2 separate regions of the Mus musculus genome follow, and region 2 is linked to region 1. Evidence: chromatin loops called from intact Hi-C (ENCODE). Cell type or tissue: heart. All regions are shown on one strand. Each heading gives the region's core, and the rest is flanking DNA. Links, peaks and the distances in the headings are about the cores only. Region 1 holds the start of Nop56 (NOP56 ribonucleoprotein). Region 2 overlaps Pank2 (pantothenate kinase 2).

The links. A loop is a pair of places that touch in the nucleus more often than their neighbours do. Peaks named below come from ENCODE experiments on the same cell type or tissue, not always from the same donor. Only the 100,000 strongest peaks of a DNase experiment are listed, where the experiment ranks them.
Region 2: it touches region 1 in a loop (5-fold over the local background); 2 of 42 quality-filtered maps call a loop at or near these places.

The regions. Positions count from the first base shown.
Region 1 is chr2:130,269,811-130,279,279 of GRCm38, forward strand. It overlaps Nop56 (NOP56 ribonucleoprotein), which reads left to right and starts at 4,602. Exons shown (of 12, transcript NM_024193.2): 1 at 4,602-4,666; 2 at 4,824-4,913; 3 at 5,222-5,336; 4 at 5,853-6,014; 5 at 6,166-6,364; 6 at 6,626-6,813; 7 at 6,897-7,048; 8 at 7,222-7,322; 9 at 7,666-7,814; 10 at 8,039-8,160; 11 at 8,346-8,480; 12 at 9,087-9,469. The coding sequence starts at 4,664. The coding sequence ends at 9,413. It overlaps Snord110 (small nucleolar RNA, C/D box 110), which reads left to right and starts at 5,705; the gene lies at 5,705-5,763. Snord57 (small nucleolar RNA, C/D box 57) reads left to right here and starts at 8,216; the gene lies at 8,216-8,278. LOC115489609 (a small nucleolar RNA gene) reads left to right here and starts at 6,427; the gene lies at 6,427-6,559. It also overlaps LOC115489632 and LOC115489601. In heart, for the core only: CTCF peaks have their summits at 4,414 and 6,064 (motif pointing right); a DNase peak (open chromatin) is centred at 4,541; H3K4me3 peaks cover 3,929 bases; H3K27ac peaks cover 2,128 bases.
Region 2 is chr2:131,265,436-131,274,904 of GRCm38, forward strand. Pank2 (pantothenate kinase 2) reads left to right here. Exons shown (of 7, transcript NM_153501.2): 2 at 8,476-8,828. Among named protein-coding and RNA genes, the nearest start is that of Pank2, 7.7 kb to the left of the region's middle. In heart, for the core only: a CTCF peak has its summit at 4,427 (motif pointing left); no DNase peak of the experiment used is centred there.

The sequences.
Region 1 (9,469 bases), core at 1,150-9,149:
AGTGGTGACACACATCCCAGCACTCAGGAGGCTGGCCAATCTCTGTGAGTTTGAGGCTAGCCTGATCTACAGAGTTAGTTCCAGGACAACCAGAGCTACACAAAGAAACCCTGTTCAAAAAACTGAAAGGAAAAAAGAAAAGAAAAAAAAAAAAAGATTACTCAACGGGTAAAGGCACTTGCTACCAATCTTGATGACTGAGTTCAATCCCCGGGACTCATATGGTTGAAGAAAAGAACCAATTCTCACAAGTTGTCCTTTGACCATTCATGTACCATGGCATCCTATACAAATAATACATTTAAATTTATTTTTAGAAGAAAATAAAGGTTTGGGCACGTGGTACATGCCTTTAGTTCCATTATTCTTCAGGCAGAGACAGGCAAGTATCTGAGTTCAAGATTAGCTTGGTCTACACTAGTTCCAGGCTAGGCAGAACTACATAGTGAGACCTATGGGGGAGGTCCATTGTTTAGATTTAGAGAAACGCTCTATCAAAAAATAAGATGGGAGCTGGGCATAGTGGTACATGCCTTTAATACCAGCACTGGGGAGGCAGAGGCAGGCATATCTCTAAGTTCAAGACCAGCCTGAACTACAAAGCAAATTTCAAGAAAGCCAGGGCTACATGGGCTACACAGGCTACACACACACACACCATACAAACAAACAAACAAAAACAAAACCCTGGGGAAAACCTCAGATAGATAGATGGATGGATGGATGGATGGATGGATGGATGGATGGATGAGGTGGGGGGACTAGGCACAGTGGGGGTCCAAATCTCAGGAAGCAGAATCAGAATGATCTCTGAAACACTGAGGCCAGCCTGGTCAACATATTGAGTTCCAGGACAGTCAGGACTACATAGTGAGACCCTGTCTCAAATAGATGATAGACAGACAGACAGATAGACAGACAGGAATAAATCAGATAGAGAACCATAAAAGAAGACATCCAACATCAATGTCCAGCCTCTACATGTGTGTGCATCCTTACACACATGTACACACATGTGAATACATACTCTGGTACATTTACACAACAGAATATTACTCAGCTATTAAAAACAATGACGTATTAAATTTGCAGCCAGATGACTAGAACTAGAAAAGATCATCCTGATTGATATAACCCTGACCCAGAAAGACACACATGGAATGTACTCATAAGTAAACATTAGCTGTTAAATAAAGGATAATCATGCTACAATCCACAGACTTAGAGAGGCTAAGTAACAAGGAGGGCTCAAGGGAGGCAGGAACACAGGATTTCCCTAGAAGGGGGAAATAGAATAGATTTTGCAAGTTGACTGGGGCAATTTTTTTTTCAAAAAGAAAGGACTCTTAACAAGACTGTTTAAAGTGGAATGGATGAAAATACTAATTAGCAAATTTACCATCTGAATGGAATTTCCAATTCCTATCATTTAAACAATAAAAGTAAATATTTACCTACCGCCACCGGAAGCTGCATGGTATTGGCAACTGTTTCACCATGTGAAACCTAATTGTATTTAGAGACAATGCGTTGTTTACACATGTAAGTGAATGACTGAAGTCACTTTTAAAAATGAACTTCAGAGAGTGTGTAAAATTGATGTTAGGAAATTCTTATATAAAATGGTATGCTATTTATTGGCAAATGAACAAAAAAGTGAGCTGGAGAGACAGCCCAGCGATAGAGCACTGGCCTAGAATTTGTGAATGAGGCTCTGGGTTCAATCACCAAAATTGCAAAAAAGGGAAAGGAAAAACTATTACAAAGATATGACAAAGGTCTTGCATATTTTGCTAAAGCACTCAATAATTTTAAAAAGAAGCTAGGTGGAATGGTGTGCACCTTTTTATTTTTTTAAAAGATTTATTTTATATATATGAGTATACGTGTAGCTGTCTTCAGACACACCAAAGGAGGGCATCAGATCTCATTACGGATGACTGTAAGCCACCATGTGGTTCCTAGAACTTGAACTCAGGACTTTTGGAAGGGCAGTCAGTGCTCTTAACCGCTGAACCATCATCTCCAGCCCAAATGGTGCACACCTTTAATCCCAGCATTAGGAGGAAGAGGCAATTGGATCTGTGAGCTAAAGCCAATGGGTCTACATAGTGAGCTCTAGGCCAGCCAGAGTTTAATAGTAAGATCTTGTTCCAAATAATAACATTTCAACAATAAAAATGACCCAGAAAACAAGATGAATGACCACTAGCATTTGAGTGCCCACTACACCAGGGACCTATCTATTTCATAGCTGCCCCAGGACCAGATCGTCAATAAAGGTTTATTAAAGGGGTGAATGACTCTTTAATCTTTAATCTGAAGAAATAGAGTCTCAGGTCAAGTGATTAATTTCTGGTCACACTGTAAGGCAGAGCTTGGGCTCCTACACAGGTTGCTTACTTTGATTCATATTTATTATAGATTAATAAGTCACCCATAAATTTAATGGCTTTAAGGCCACAATATTTTTCACAATTCTGTGAATAGACAGAGTACACACAGGGCTCTTCTTGTCATGACTACGGTTTCATGCAGCTGCAATCAGAGACAGTGGCAAGAGGTAGAACACATGTCTACTCTCTGTTGGAATAGTTGGAATAAGGGATAGTTGGAAGGCTTGACCTCTAACTGTCCCCATGTAGTCTCCATGGGACTCATCAGGCTTCACTTCTTATGAGGCAACTCAAAGTCAACAAGCATGCACAAGGTTCAGAAATGGCAGACTCAATCTACCCGTGTCCGTTGGGCCATAGGCCTGGTTGTCAGGAGGCATGGATCATTATTGGCCTTTCTGGAGAACAACTACCACAGGTGATTGATTATAGGATACCAACACCTTTAATTTTCTTATTACTTTGTTCACAATGAGCAACCATAAACAAAACATGAATTTCTGCTTTAGAAATATTCAGGAAGCAGGGCGAAGGATAACTTGGAGACAAAACTCAACAATTTTACAAAAGTCTACTTTGGTAGGAAAGGTCTGTCTGAACGTAGGCAAGAGCAATTAATTTATCAAAGAAGCCTAGGGAAGGGAAGAAATGGTGTCTGATATCACAATCTACAGATCCCACTAGGTTCAGAACTATAAATATTGGAGGACTTTCTTTTTTTTTTTGAAACAGGGTCTTACCATGTAACCTTGATTAGCCTGGAGCTATCGATATATACCAAACTAGCCTTGAATTCACAGATGTCTGCCTCCAAAGTGCTGTGATTAAAGGTGCGTGTCACCATTCAACTCCTGGGGTGACATTTTAATGAAGTGGTGGAGGTGAGGAAGCCAAAGGAACATCTTGTTTTGCTTGTTTGTTTGTGCTGTGTCGCCTCATCTAATCACAAGCATTTATAGCTTACTTTTCTTGAAACAGAGTTTCACTGGGTAACCTTATCTGCCTTGGAATTTGCTATGTAGCCAGGCCTGTCTCTGCCTCCCAAATACCAGAATTAAAGGTGCGTTCCACCATGTCCTGCCAAGCGCTTGTAGCTTCCTAGTTGCAATACATACACATTTCTTTACTATCCAAGTCCACTTTATTATCCAAGCCAGCTCCATTACAGGCAATGTACAGCCAACTTACTCCATTATAGAGAAAGTACAGCCGACTTACTCCATGATAGACAATGTACAGCCGACTTACTCCATGATTCTTTTTTCTCGCATAAGGCATAGACTATTTAAGAGAGACTATTCAAGTTTGGGATTTATTTTCTCTCTCTATTAGATATTTTCTGAATTTACATTTCAAATGCTATCCCCAAAGCCCCCAATACCCTCCCTCCGCCCTGCTCCCCAACCCAATCACTCCCGCTTCCTGGCCCTGGCATTCCCCTGTACTGGGGCATATGATCTTAGCAATACCAAGGGCCTCTCCTCCCATTGATGGCCGACTAGGCCATCAAGTTTGGGATTTATAATCCTAACACTAAAGTAAAGTGTCTTTTTATTTTCTTTTTTAAAGCAAAGGTGATTTTAAATTATCCACCTTGGTGTGCCTAAAACTGGCACTGAAAAAAACAGGAACGCAGCTCCTTGGAAGAATTCTGGGCCTACGCGGCCATGAGCAACCACGTGGTGCCGAGCAGCGCTGGGTTCTATGAATCAGGGAAAGGAACAGAACTAGGAAGAGGTAAACCGCTCTTGTCTATGCCTCAGCCCGCACCAACAATTTTGTTAACAACAAAATGTAAAAGGAAGAGGCAGGCAGCAAGAAGACGCCATTTCTGCAGGGTCTGAGGCCGGGTCCCACGAGGACCCGGAATATCTGGGCAGCGGGAAACCTGCGAGGCTTATCAGGAAGCCTCATGTCCCCTCACCGAGTTCTGCCGCCCGGCACACGGGTGACAAAAGCACGAGGAACGAAGAAGGGTGGTCTCCAGGCCACTCTGCGGCCTGCCGGCAGGAGCGACACCATTCACTACAGACGCAGTACCGGCTCGCGCAGCCGCAGAGGCTGGGCTTGGCAGGCCCGCTCGCGCCCGTGGTAGTCCAACCCGCCCGACGGACGATACCACACCCGCGAACCCCCTCCGAAGACCTGACAATGGTTTCGTCCGCAGCCTCTGATTGGTCAAACCGGAGAAGGTGTGGTCTCCGCAGTCTGGTTCCGCGCGCCAGAGCGCGCTAGCCGCATTGCGAGCTGGGCACGGAGCAGGCGCCATGGTGAGGAGTGGTGGTGGGGTATTTGCGTAGTGAAGGCCTTAGCGTGCGTCTGGGTTTGCATTCGGGGTCGTGCTCCGGGTCTGAGCCAGGGCCTGCTCTAGCAGCGGCCCCGCGGACTGGGAAGTTTGACTGATGGCCGCGCGCCGGTTCTTTTCAGGTTCTGCTGCACGTGCTGTTCGAGCATGCGGTCGGCTACGCGCTGTTGGCGCTGAAGGAAGTGGAGGAGATCAGCCTGCTGCTGCCGCAGGTGGGTGAGCTCGGTGGGCTCGCGGAGCTGCAATGCAGCCCCTAAGGCCGCCAAACCCCAGCATGCACCGCGTGTTCCCACGTGGCCGACCGCACCGGGCCCGGCGGGGGGGGGGGGAGCTCTAGAATGAGGGGACTCTTTAACGCGAATCTATATAATTGGAAGCGGTCGGAGATAAACATCTCATTTCCATTTCTTGAGAATTAAGATTCGGGGCCCAGGCACCAATTGCTACAACAGCTGGTGCTTCTGCCTTACTGCGCTGTAGAAGCCAAATTCAAAGAAAGCCCATTCATCCTTCTCTCCAGGTGGAGGAATGTGTGCTTAACCTTGGCAAATTCCACAATGTCGTTCGTCTGGTGGCCTTCTGTCCCTTCTCTTCATCCCAGGTGGCCTTGGAAAATGCCAATGCTGTGTCTGAAGGTGAGTCGGTCCCTCCGGAACATGGGATTCTGGGTGGTTGATGTTCTTAGATGATTTTCTTCTAAGCTTGATACAGTCTAGGGATTATTTGAGACCTACAGGATGGCATTTTAAAACATTAATATGCAGGGGCTGAAGAGATGGCTCAGCGGTTAAGAGCGCGACTGCTCTTACAGAGGTCCTGAGTTCAAATCCCAGCAACCACATGGTGGCTCACAACCATCCCTAATGAGATCTGATGCCTTCTTCTGGGGTGTCTGAAGATAGCTACAGTGTACATATAATAAATAAATCTTGTAATTTAAAAAGCACTTAAATGCTTTACAATTGTGCTCCTGGACCTGTGGTAGAGCCAGGCTTTGCAATGATGACTTATATATCTGTCAATCCCCTGAGAGATCACTGACGACTCCATGTGTCTGAGCAATGCCTGCGGGGATGGGTGTTAACTAATCCGATTGGAGACAGTCTCCAATCTGCAATGTGTGGTTTAGAGCTGTTTTCTTTGTCCCAAAGGTGTTGTTCACGAGGACCTCCGCCTGCTCCTGGAGACATACCTGCCATCTAAAAAGAAGAAAGTACTTCTGGGGGTTGGAGACCCCAAGATTGGTGCTGCAATACAGGAAGAGTTGGGGTACAACTGCCAGACTGGTGGTGTGATAGCTGAGATCCTTCGAGGTAAGAGTCCTATTTCATTTATTCTGTCCACCACGTGGATGCAGTGCCCACAGAAGCCAGCAGGGGGCCTACGGGCCTGGTGATGTGATCTGCTGTGAGTGGTTACTTGGGTCCTGGAGGATCTATTCTTAAAGTCCCATCTTCTTTTTAGGAGTTCGTCTGCATTTCCATAATCTGGTGAAGGGTCTGACAGATCTTTCTGCTTGTAAGGCCCAGCTAGGGCTGGGACACAGCTACTCTCGTGCCAAAGTTAAATTTAATGTGAACCGAGTGGACAACATGATTATTCAGTCCATAAGCCTCCTGGACCAACTGGATAAAGATATCAATACCTTCTCGATGCGCGTCAGGTAAGGTATAGAAGTCGAGCATGGCCGATGATTCATGTGGGTAAAATCATGGACCAAAGCAAGGCCTCCTTGTGCTTACCACAGGCTGTGTTCCTACACTGACTGTATAGAAAGAGGAGGCAGAATAAACCTACCCCATGTACACCTCAGCCTAGGCCACTGTGCCTGGTCTGTATTGTGAATGGGGAGACACGGGCCTGAGAGAGCTTGGGACCTGAGTTGAGGTTTGATAGCTGGATCAGAGAATGACTTCCTCTACAGGGAGTGGTATGGGTACCACTTTCCAGAGCTGGTGAAGATCGTCAATGACAACGCCACATACTGTCGCTTGGCTCAGTTCATTGGGAACCGCAGGGAGCTGAATGAAGAGAAGTTAGAGAAACTGGAAGAAATTACGATGGACGGGGCCAAGGCTAAGGCCATCTTGGATGCTTCTCGGTCCTCCATGGGTCAGTGCGGAGCGCGGCAGCCTGTATAAGGTACGAGACTCCTTGAGTATCTGGTCCCCCTGTTCACACTAGGTGTTTCCTAGGCATGGACATATCTGCTATCGACTTGATAAACATCGAGAGCTTCTCCAGTCGTGTGGTGTCTTTGTCAGAGTATCGCCAGAGCCTACACACTTACCTTCGCTCCAAGATGAGCCAAGTAGCCCCCAGCCTGTCAGCCTTAATTGGGGAAGCGGTGCGTCATGGGGAACACAAAGTGGGGGAGTGAAACTCAGCATTCTGTACCGCTATCCTTGTGGCTAGCATGTTGTCCCTAGTTGATGCATGGTGGGGAAGAGAAGAGGGGATGAGCCTGGGAGGTCAGGTTCCCACTTACTCACCTGACCTCCTCCTCGGATCTTTCTCCAGGTAGGTGCACGCCTCATTGCTCATGCTGGCAGCCTCACCAACCTGGCCAAGTATCCAGCGTCCACAGTACAGATCCTTGGGGCTGAAAAGGCCCTGTTCAGGTACCAGTGAGGGCGCCTGCTCATGTCAGGTGCTGCTTCTGGTGTCCACTGTTTTGTTTGGGGATTACAATGATGGCTGACCAGGGCAACCTGACCTATACAGGCCTCTGCTATGGGGGTGATGGCCAGTCCTGGTGTCTGAGTGATTCCCAGGGCCCAGCAAAAGGGGACCGAGTTTCCAGGTCAGCAAATTGGATGCCTTCCCTCTCTGCCTCTGGGAGCTAGGTTGGCACTTGGTGAGGTAGAAAGTTCAGCCAAGCCTGGTGGGAAATTGTTAGAAGAGGGGAACTTGGCTATTTGGGTCAAGTCTTTTGACTAAACTATTGACTGAATATTCTCACAGAGCCCTGAAGACAAGGGGTAACACACCAAAATATGGACTCATTTTTCATTCCACCTTCATTGGCCGAGCAGCTGCAAAGAACAAAGGCCGTATCTCCCGATACCTAGCAAACAAATGCAGTATTGCCTCAAGAATTGATTGCTTCTCTGGTATGGATGGGGAAGTTGGCATTTGAGTTGAAGGGGTTACAGTGGGGGGGAAACAACCTACCTTGGCAGCTTCTACAATGATGGTAATATTTTTCGTCAACAGAGTTCACCTAGTGAGTGTTGACACCTTGGGTCTGAGTGAAGCTGAGGGGAGAGCAGCTGGGGAGTAGTTTGTCATTTCAAGGGTTGTAATTGACTTTGTTTACACACGCACACACATCTAGAGGTCCCCACAAGTGTATTTGGGGAAAAACTCCGAGAACAAGTTGAGGAACGGCTGTCTTTCTATGAGACTGGAGAGATCCCACGGAAGAACCTGGATGTCATGAAGGAAGCTGTGGTTCAGGTCAGTGTGTGCTTGGTTGTGGTAGCTGAGTGCCAGAAAGACTGTTGGAAAGGATGAACGAACTTGGCCTGACCTTCAGAAATGGAGGCAATACAACTGATTTAATGAGCCTGATCCAGCAAGACTAGGAGTGTTGTGGCAAGTCAGGGGTCTTCTGGGTTTTCAGCGCCTTGCTTTTTTGCCAGGCAGAGGAAGCGGCTGCTGAAATCACCAGAAAGCTGGAAAAACAGGAGAAGAAGCGCTTGAAGAAGGAAAAGAAGCGACTGGCTGCACTGGCCCTGGCCTCGTCAGAAAACAGCAGTACCCCAGAGGAGTGTGAGGTCAGTCCTGTGTGGATCCCAGGTTGTAGGCTTCTCAACCGTAGAACACAGGACATCAAACCATGGTCTTGAGCTTGGGCTCTTTGGACCAAAACACCTAAAACTACCTCTTGATTCTATAGGGAGGAGATAGGTGCTGAGAGAACTTGACAAGAGCCCAGAATGCTGGTTGTAGCACATGGCCCATTCCATGGGCAAGTGTGCTCTGTCCTCGGCTGCCTCCCAGGAGTCCTCAACGGGGGTAGTGTGAATTCCTGCTCTCCCTGTTCTGTGTCTGGAGGTGATAGTGTCTCATGATGGGGGGTGGGGGCAGGGAGGTCACCAATGTGACAGTTTAGAATTGTCCCTTAGGCTTTTTTTTAAAATCTTGAGCTATTAGTGATTTTCATTTCAGTGTTCCCTGGGAGCTCTGCATGATATCCATCGTGAGCAGCATACAGGGGGTTTTCTCTAGGGTTTAAGAGGGCCAGGGAAATTATAAAATGTGAGAGTAGGTAGATCATTAAGTCACCAGAAGTACTAGGTTTGCTCTTCTGCCTGGATTCTAATGGGAGCTGTGGCTGCTAACAATTGTAAGCAATGTCCCGTGTCTGATTCCCCCTTCAGGAGGTAAATGAAAAATCTAAGAAGAAAAAGAAGTTAAAACCCCAGGAAAATGGAATGGAAGACCCACCTGTCTCTCTACCTAAATCCAAGAAAAAGAAAGCTCCCAAGGAGGAGTTGGCCAGTGACCTTGAAGAGATGGCCACTAGCAGTGCTAAGAGAAAGAAGTCCTCACCTAAGGAGGAAGTGGCCAGTGAACCAGAAGAGGCAGCAAGCCCCACCACCCCTAAGAAGAAAAGGAAATTTTCTGAGGAGCCTGAAGTTGCTGCTAACTTCACAAAGAGCAGCACAAAGAAAAAGAAAAAGTCCCAGAAAGCACAGGAGGATTAGAACGGACCTGCTTGGTGGGAGGGGCATACCTTGTGGCAGCTCCTGCCCATGAATGA
Region 2 (9,469 bases), core at 580-8,579, 1.0 Mb after region 1:
ATTCCTGAGTTCATGACCAGGCTGGTTTACAGAGCAAGTTCCAGGACAGCCAGGGCTACACAGAGAAACCCTCTCTCAAAAACCAAAAAGAATCTGTCTGGTGCAGGCCTTTAATCCTAGCACTCAGCAGGCAGAGGCAGGTGGTTATCTGAGTTCAAAGCCCACCTGGTCTACAAAGGGAGTTCCAGGGCAGCCAGGGTGGTTACACAGAGAAACATTGTCTCAAAAAAAAAAAAAAAAAAAAAACCCCAAAAAACAAAAACAAACAAACAAACAAAAAAAAACAAAAACGAGAGAAAGAAAGGAAGAGAAGAAGGAATATGAATCTTGAGAGGTGTTTAAGACACTGCCTTAGCCAGGGCTACATAGAAAAACAGTTTCAGGAAACAAAAACAACAAAAATCAAAACGAAACCAAAAAAAGCTGCCTTACAAATAAGTAATTCAGATCCAAGAGAAATTCTGAAAGACATTTGGGAGTGTTGTATTACTATGGTTTCAGAACTTTTTAAAAAGTACTACATAGACAAAGCTTGAGTTTCTGTATTTACTTTTTGAAATTGTGTTTTATGTTTCCCAAGGTGATCCTCAGATTTTATGGTTAAGGATGTCCTTGAACTTCTGAAGGCTGGGATTATAGGTTTTTTTTTTTTTTTTTGTTTTTTTTTTGGTCTCTGGCTGCTTTGTTTTGTTCTGGGTCTTGAACTTAGGGCTTTTTGCATGTTCTATACACTGAACTACATCTCTTTTCCCTCCCTCCCTCCCTTCCAAGTTTAAATAAACCACATACACTTAGTTACTTATTTGTATATTTACTTATTTTGTTGTGTATGTATTTGTGTGTATGTGAGGGCATATTCGGGGAGTTCAGGGGACAACCTGTGGGAATTGTTTCTCTTCTACTTGGTGAGTTTGGGAATTGAACTCAGGTAGTCGTGTTTGAAAATAGGCATTTGTACCCATTGACCTATCCTGCCAACCTCTGATTTCTTTATTTTTTTCTAATATGGTGTCTGATATTGGCCAATTCCTTTTCTTTGCTTTCTCTGATTGTATGACAAATCATGAAAGACTATTTCAGATAATGAATGTGCTGAAGAAACAGTTTCTCCCACTTCAGCTTTCTGAGTGCTAAGATTACGAACAAAGCTACTACTCCAGGATTCAAACAGGATATTGGTTTGTTTGTTTGTTTTTACACCATTTGATCTTCTGTATTACCCAAGGATTCCCTACTGGATGGAGAATGCAGTTATTGGCTGTTCCAATGGCATACTTTAGTCATAACTCTGAGAGAATCCACTGATAACTAATAATTTGTCTATTAGAAAGCCATCCGAGGTTAGAAACACTAGTTTTATTGTCTTATACTACTCTTCTCTCCTCTTCTCTTCTCTCTTCCTTCCTTTCTGAGACAGGGTTTCTGTGCACAGCTTTGGCTGAGCTGGAACTCACTCTGTAGATGAGCTTGCTTTGCAGTCACTGAGATCTGCCGGGCTCTGCCTCCTGATCAGAGGCATGTTGCCCCCATGCTTAGGCAGTTGAAACTAGTAGGAGCTCATTTGTTTTGTAACTTGTGATCCCGGTTTATAGTAATGTTCTACCACACATGTTAATTGAGCAGTGTGGTTTCCAGACTGGTTTCATCCTGGACTTCTGTATTACAAGAGGCATGGGTATGAAATGTAAAGTATTTAAAAATGATATTAATTTGGGCTGGAGAATTTGTTGAGTAGTTAAGTTTGTTGCTTTTGTTAGAGGGTCTGAGTTGGATTCCCAGCATGCACATGGTGGTTCACAACTATTCCAGAGGATCTGTCTGTCTTTTCACCTCTTAGGGCACCAGGCACACATACATGCATTCAAGCAAAACACTTGTATACTATAATAAAATCTGAAAACAAAACAAAACCCTATACTGAATTCTGAAAAAAAGCATAAATATTGTATGTGTTTGGGCACACATGTGGAAGTCAGAGGACACGCTTTAGGAGTTGGTTCTCTCCTTCCACTTTGTGGGTCTCAGGAATTGAACTCACTTGTCAAGCTTAGTGACAAGTGCCTTTACCTGCCATCTTACTGGCCTAGAAGTTCTTTAAAGCTTTTAGATCAGGTAGTTGCTATATATCACAGGATGAGAAAATACCAAATAAAGACGATGTTAAAATTTTGGGAATTGGCCAGGGAGATGGTTTAGTGGGTAAAGCACTTAGGTATTGTGAGAAGTTTGCCTTGGGTGGAGAAGACAGCTTCTATCCCCCTCTTCTCCCAAAGTTCTAGTGACAAACTGCAAAGTTCAGTCCCACAGTAGTTCACACTGATGAACCAATGAGTTGGTTAAGGTTACTTACAGCCTAAAGCAGCCACATTGCAAAGTCTGGGCTTAGCATGAATGATGGCTTCCGTAAGGCCCCTTCCCTAGAAGCAATCATCAGTTACAGCAGCATTGCACACAGATGACTGGGAGGAGTGGCTTGGTACTTAGGTGAGGGTCCAGTGACCCTCCCTACCCTCTTTCTGTGAGGGAATATTAGCAGTCAGCGAGCCCAGTTGTAATAAATTTTAGCAGGTGGAATGAGTGATGGCTCTTTGGTTCAGAGGACAGTGCTTATACAACACCATACAAACCTTACTACCTCAATTTGATCCTCAGACCCCGTCTCTACTCCAAGCCTTTTTACACTGAGATGGGAGGCAGAGACAGGAGAATCAGCCAGAAATAGAAACAATCCCTGTCTTACAGTGGAAGGAGAGAACCGACTTCTGGAAAGTTCTGTGATTGAGGAGGGTGTGTGTGTCACACACATGCTGTGGCACAAGAGAATAACTAAGAAAGAAAATAAATTAAGGGGGCTGGAGAGATGGCTCAGTGGTTAAGAGCACTCACTGACTGCTCTTCCAAAGGTCCTGAGTTCAAATCCCAGCAACCACATGGTGGCTCACAACCATCTGTAATGAGATTTGGTGCCCTCTTCTGAGGTGTCTGAAGACAACTACAGTGTACTTACATATAAATACATCTTTAAAAAAGAAAAGGAAAAGAAAAGAAATTATGAAGACTGGGGCTGTAGCATGCAGGATTCCATGAGTTTGAACTCCAGTGTTGTATAAACCAGATGTGGTGTCACCCGCTATAATCCGACCACCAAGGAGGGTGAGGCAGGAGGATAGGAAGTTGAAGTCATTTTTGGGTACACAGTAAATTCAAGACTAGTCTGAGATGTATGAGAATATGAGATTCTGTCTTTTAAAAAAGGGAATATGGGGTAAAGGTATAACTCAGTTGGTAGAGTTCTTGCCTGGCAAATACTTGGCAGGTTTACCATTGCTTTAAATAGGTAAAAAATTATGGCAGCAAGATGCTGATGGGGTGGTATAGCTACAGTTAACAGTGATTGTGTGTTAAACACTGTATCCTCTCCCCCCAACCCTCAGATATTTTATCTAGGTCTCATCCAGTGAGGTAGGTGTGTGTGTGTGTGTGTGTGTGTGGCATGCAAGTGAGTATTCTGGTGTGTGCGCATCTAAGTGTACACACAGTCCCAAGCAGGATATAAGGTATCTTCTTCCTCCATTGCTGTGCTATTGAGTCAGGGTCTCCAATGGAAAGCTCATCATATACCCTGTCAGAAAGGATGGCTAGCCAGTGAGATCTTGGAATCCACTGGTCTTCATTCTCTAATGTTGAGGTTACATGAATGCACAGCTGTGCTGAGTTTTGTCCTTGTTGGTTTTATTATGGTTTCTAGGGACTTGTGCTTGCAGAGCATAAGTCATTATTCACCGAGCCACATCCTTCTTTCAGTTTCCAGATGGAAAAATAGACTTAGTTAAACCTCTAAATTTTTTATTGAGATATGACATGGTGGGCTGGAGAGATGGCTCAGTGGCTAAGAGCGCTGACTGCTCTTCCAAAGGTCCTGAGTTCAAATCCCAGCAGCCACATGGTGGCTCACAACCATCCATAACAAGATCTGGTGCCTTCTTCTGGAGTGTCTGAAGACAGCTACAGTGTACTTACATATAATAAATGAATACATTTTTTTTAAGAAAGAAAGAGAAGACATGGTAATACATTGCCTTAGCAATGTCTGTATAGTAGAGTATACAGTATGTAAGAAGCACGGGAGCTCTGGGATCACAGCCCCCTTGTATTTGGAGGACAAGCTCTGCCTCTGAAGAGGACTCCTTGTATGCTAGAGCACATGGAACTCTTTAGAACTTGATGATTTTCAGACTCATTGACAATCACAGGATACCCTTCAATTTCATTAGTTTAGAAAATGAAGCTTTTTGTAGCTTGGCAATACTAATTTAGAAAAGGGGTTCCTTGGCTTTTGGAGAACATTGGTGTTGGCAGAGTAGAGCTGTTGTTTCATAAGTGTCCCTTTTTGTTTGGAAACCAAAAGGGCCTGCCCCCTACTGCCCATCAGTGATAAAAACTTTTAGTGCTTTTGATCTTCAAGGTTTTTTCTACTTCATTTTGAACTAATTAAAAATCTTTTGTGTGTGCGTATGATTTGTGTATAAGTGCAGGCATGGGACCTTGGCACGGGGGTGAAAGTCAGAGGACAGTCTTGAGTGTAGGTCCTTGTCTTCCATTTTGGTTGAGATAGGATCCCTTTGTTTGCTAGCTGGCTCATAAATTTCTGGGGGTTCTCTTGTCTCTGTTTCCCATTTATCTTTAGGAATGCTGCGGTTGCAGATGGGAGCTGAGGTGCTCAGCTCCTTACATTTGTGCTGGGGATTAAGGTTTATGTCTTCATGTTTGTTTTTTTTAAAGATTCATTTATTTAGTTTACGGTGAGTACACTGTAGCTGTACAGATGGTTTTGAGACTTCATGTGGTTGTTTGGGGATTGAATTTTTAGAACTGGTAAACCCCACTCACTACAGTTAGCCCCGCTCGCTCTGGTCAACTTTGATTGCTCAGTCCCCGCTCGATCTGGCCCCAGAGATTCATTTATTATACATAAGTACACTGTAACTGTCTTCAGACACACCAGAAGAGGGTGTCAGATCTCTTAAGGGTGGTTGTGAGCCACCATGTGGTGTCTGGGATTTGAACTCAGGATCTTGGGAAGAGCAGTCAGTGCTCTTACCTACTGAGCCATCTCGCCAACCCTGTCTTCATGTTTTTACAGAAGTCAGCTTCTGTCCTTTGAGCTACTTTTTTAATGAGTTTGTTTTTTTCTTGTAGCTAATCTTAGCATCCCTTTTAAACTTTTGTTGCAAAGCTACTTAATTTTAAAAATCTCTCCATATGAACTTTTTTATCTTTGATTTTGAGAGAGAAGACTTTTTTTTAAAGATTTATTTTATATATGTGAATACTGTTGCTGTCTTCAGACACACCAGAAGAGGGCGGTGGATCCCATTACAGATGGTTGTGAGCCACCATGTGGTGCTGGGAATCGAACTCAGGACCTTTAGAAGAACAGTCAGTGCTCTTAACTGCTGAGCCATCTCTGCAGCCCTCATCTTTGATTTTGTAAATTAATTATTTGTAGAGAAAAATTTGCTATTTCAGTTGTAAGGTGCTTGTGGTGCTGAGGTAAGAACCTCATTTGTACCCCTAGCACCCACTTACAAGCATGATGCAGGCCCATGATCGCGGAGGTGGAGATGAGGATCCTGGGGCCTGCTAGTATATCCAAGTTGTAGGTTTAGTGAGAAGCTCAAACAATATGGTAGAGAAATGACTGAGGCAGACACTCTGATGATTTCTGCCTCTCGTGTGTGCACACAGCCACACAAATGAAGCTACTAGAATATGAAAGGTTGCAAAATCTTTTAGGGCTGGGGATTTAAGTCTTGGGGTATATACATTATGGTATGTGAGTTCCTAGGTTAGATCCACAGAGCTACCCCCACCCTCAGTTATTCCCTGTATCTAGTTATGTTCCTTTTCTCTTCTGGGGCTGCATACATGCATGCATGCATCCCTCCATCTATCATGGGGTCTCATGAAGTCCTAGCTGGCCTGGAGCTCCATATGTAACCATGTTGGTCTAGAACTTGCAGTGATCTGCCTTTGCCTCCTGAGTGCTAGGATTGCAGCCATGCACCACCACTGCATGTTTTGTTTTGTTTTAAAGCATCCCTTTTCTGTTCTTGTCTCCAGCTGCTCTCTTGTCTTCTTTCCTTCCCCTACAAGACAGACGTGCTGCATTCACTTCCTACTCCTTTCTTCCTTGATGGCCTTTGTTGAAATCGTGTAAGTATTTTAGGTCTTAAAGTCAGCATGCATTTATTTCTCTGCTTATAGCTTATGGATAAATTTTTTCTTAGAGCCCTTATAAAATTATGCTGCTTTGCATGCACATGATTCAGAGACTCTTTGAGTGGCAGTCCTTGTGTGTGAAGTCTCTCTTGGATTTCTTCTTGGAAGCTGCTTGACTAGATAACACTTTTTAAACTTTTCCCCCCTTTTTTTTGAAGTTTATGTGTCTTTGTCTCCTAACACACTTGTTGCTGATGAAGAGCAGCACTGTTTACCTTTGTGTAGTTTATGTCTATTCTTTTTGTTTGTTTTTTGTTTTTGTTTTTCGAGACAGGGTTTCTCTGTGTAGCTCTGGCTGTCCTGGAACTCACTCTGTAGACCAGGCTGGCCTCGAACTCAGAAATCTGCCCGCCTCTGCCTCACAAGTGCTGGGATTAAAGGTGCCCAGCCGTTTATGTCTGTTCTTAAGAACTAGGTTCTTCATAGGGTTTTCTGAAATTTTAATATGGTTTCTTTTCTGTTGTTTGAGACGAGGTGTCACTGTGGAGCACTGGATGGCCTGGAACTCAGATCTGCCTGTGCTGGGACTAAATGTGCATCACACTGTACCTGGCTTCTTAAACTTATTTTTTGGTTTTTCGAGATAGGTTTTCTCTGTGTAGCCCTGGCTGTCCTGGAACTCACTCTGTAGACCAGGCTGGCCTTGAACTCAGAAATCCCGAGTGCTGGGATCAAAGGCGAGCGTCACCATGCCCGGCAATTCTTACAGTTTTTAGTTTTTGATGTTTCATGGATGAGATCACGTTGTGTCTGAAGATGTTTGCGATTCACTATTCTTAGAAACCTTTCTTCAGACGCTTTATTTTTGGGGGTACTTGTGTTCTTTTTTGTGATTCATATTTGGGTGAGAGTTGCTGTTTATCTGTCAGTGGGTATAGATTCTGTTCTAGGCCATGGGATGGAGTGTAGTGGGAGATGGGGTGTAGGTGGCCAGGTTTGGAGGCTGTCTTTTCTCTGGATGGCAGCAGCCAAGTGCTTGCCACCTTGACTCAGATCCATTGTACTCAGGGAAGAGAGTCTTTGCCTCTGTCAGAGAAGTACTCTTGATAGAGAGAAATTGGTGGCCTGATGAGTTCCTCCAAATGTATTTCCTGACCATATCGTCGTGGCTGCTTGCTCTGGGCAGCCATTCCATCTGTTGTTGGGTAGAGTAACCCTGTGCGCTTTCCCACTTTCACAGTTGCTTTCTGTTTTATTAGCATTCCTTTTGATGGTTCTGGACAGCCACTGACTAGCTGGTTTTGTGTGTGTGTGTGTGTTTTCCAGAATTTTTTTTAGGAAAGAATATCAGTAAACTTACGCTTTTATTAGTCATTTCTTGATTTAGGGTTGGGAAGGGACATATATGTCCATATTTATTTATGTTTCTGAAGCTATTATTTTTTTATTTAATTTTATAAATATGGTTTGTATGTATGTGCACCAAGTGCATGACTAGAAGAGGGTATTAATGGAGGCCAGAAGAGGGTATCAGATCCCCTGGAACTGTAGTTAAATGTGGTCATGATCTGCCAAGTAGGTGCTCTCTCTAGCCCCCTATTTGTTTAAGTTTGGAATTCTTTTTGAGTAGCAGGTAGCTTGGATGTAAAGTTCATCGAAGCTTTTTATTTTTAAGCTAGGGCCTGATGTATTGTGACAAGTACTCTACCACTAAGCTGTACACGAAGCCCAGAGTAGGTTCTTAGAGGACTTGACCCTGGAGATAGGCTTTCCTAGCACGTTAGGGTGAGTCCTAGAGCGCTTACATTCCTTCCTCTGAGCTGGAGGTGGGGTGAAGGTTTTCATTTACAGTTTTTGGTTTTCAGGGTTGAAACTTAATTTGTTAGCTTTTAAGTGTTCATAGTATAGTTTGGGCATGTCTGCACAGAAGAGTTAGTTTGGCTAATACTTTGGTATTTTTTTTATTAGATATTTTCTTCATTTATACTTCAAAATACTTTGGTATTTTTTTTTCCATTTTTTATTAGGTATTTAACTCATTTACATTTCCAATGCTATACCAAAAGTCCCCCATATCCACCCACCCCCACTTTGGTATTTTTGATTTACATTTTTTTCCTCAAAACATTTTAGTTTAAAATTTTATCCCTTAGAAACCAAACCACAGCATATGGAATAAGTTGCCAGTCAAGTAAATATAAGCTTTATTTTTAGAAAAAGGTATTTTGACATTTTTTTTTCTTTCCCATTTAGTTTTTCCATGGTTTGGCTTGGATATTGGAGGAACCTTGGTCAAGCTGGTTTATTTTGAACCTAAAGACATCACTGCTGAAGAAGAAAAGGAGGAAGTGGAGAGTCTGAAAAGCATCCGGAAGTACCTGACCTCCAATGTGGCTTACGGATCCACAGGCATTCGGGACGTGCACCTTGAGCTGAAGGACCTGACTCTGTGTGGACGCAAAGGCAATCTGCACTTTATACGCTTTCCCACCCATGACATGCCTGCTTTTATTCAGATGGGCAGAGATAAAAACTTCTCAAGTCTCCACACTGTCTTTTGTGCCACTGGAGGTGGATCATACAAATTTGAGCAGGATTTTCTCACAGTATGCATCTTTTAGCTTATATACAATTTATGGAAATTTGATGTTTAAAATGATGCCGATTAAAAGTGGTAGAATCATTTCCATTTCTAATGGAGCTTGAATATTCTTAAGGAAATGAACATATATTTAAACTAGGCAGTCAGGAGTTGATTGTGTAGCGATTGTTGGGTAGTGTACTTACCTGGTATATTGGTATATATCAACATAGCATTTTACCATTTCTTTAGTATGAAAACTTTTGAGTATGGGATAAGCATAAAAGTGGGATAAGAGTAGGGGATAAGAGCCTACAAGGAATAACATCACCCCATCTCATTAAGGAGTTAAGAAACAACATTTTGAAATTTAGTCCTGGCATAGGGAGATGGTTCAGTTGGTAAGGTTTGGAGGATCTGAGTTCATTCCTTAGAACCTACATAAAATAACTGGGTATGGGCCAGAGAAGTAGCTCAGGAAGGACCTGAGTTCAGTTCCCAGTACTTACATCAGAACAGCCCATAAGCCGCCTGTGCTTCAGAGCTACGATATATGACGCCTATTTGCGGTTGTCTTGGGCAGCGCACACACATAGAGACAGAAATAAAAAATTAAGTTGGCTTAATTTTGGTCATCTCAGCAGGACTCAGGAGTTAGAGGCTGGC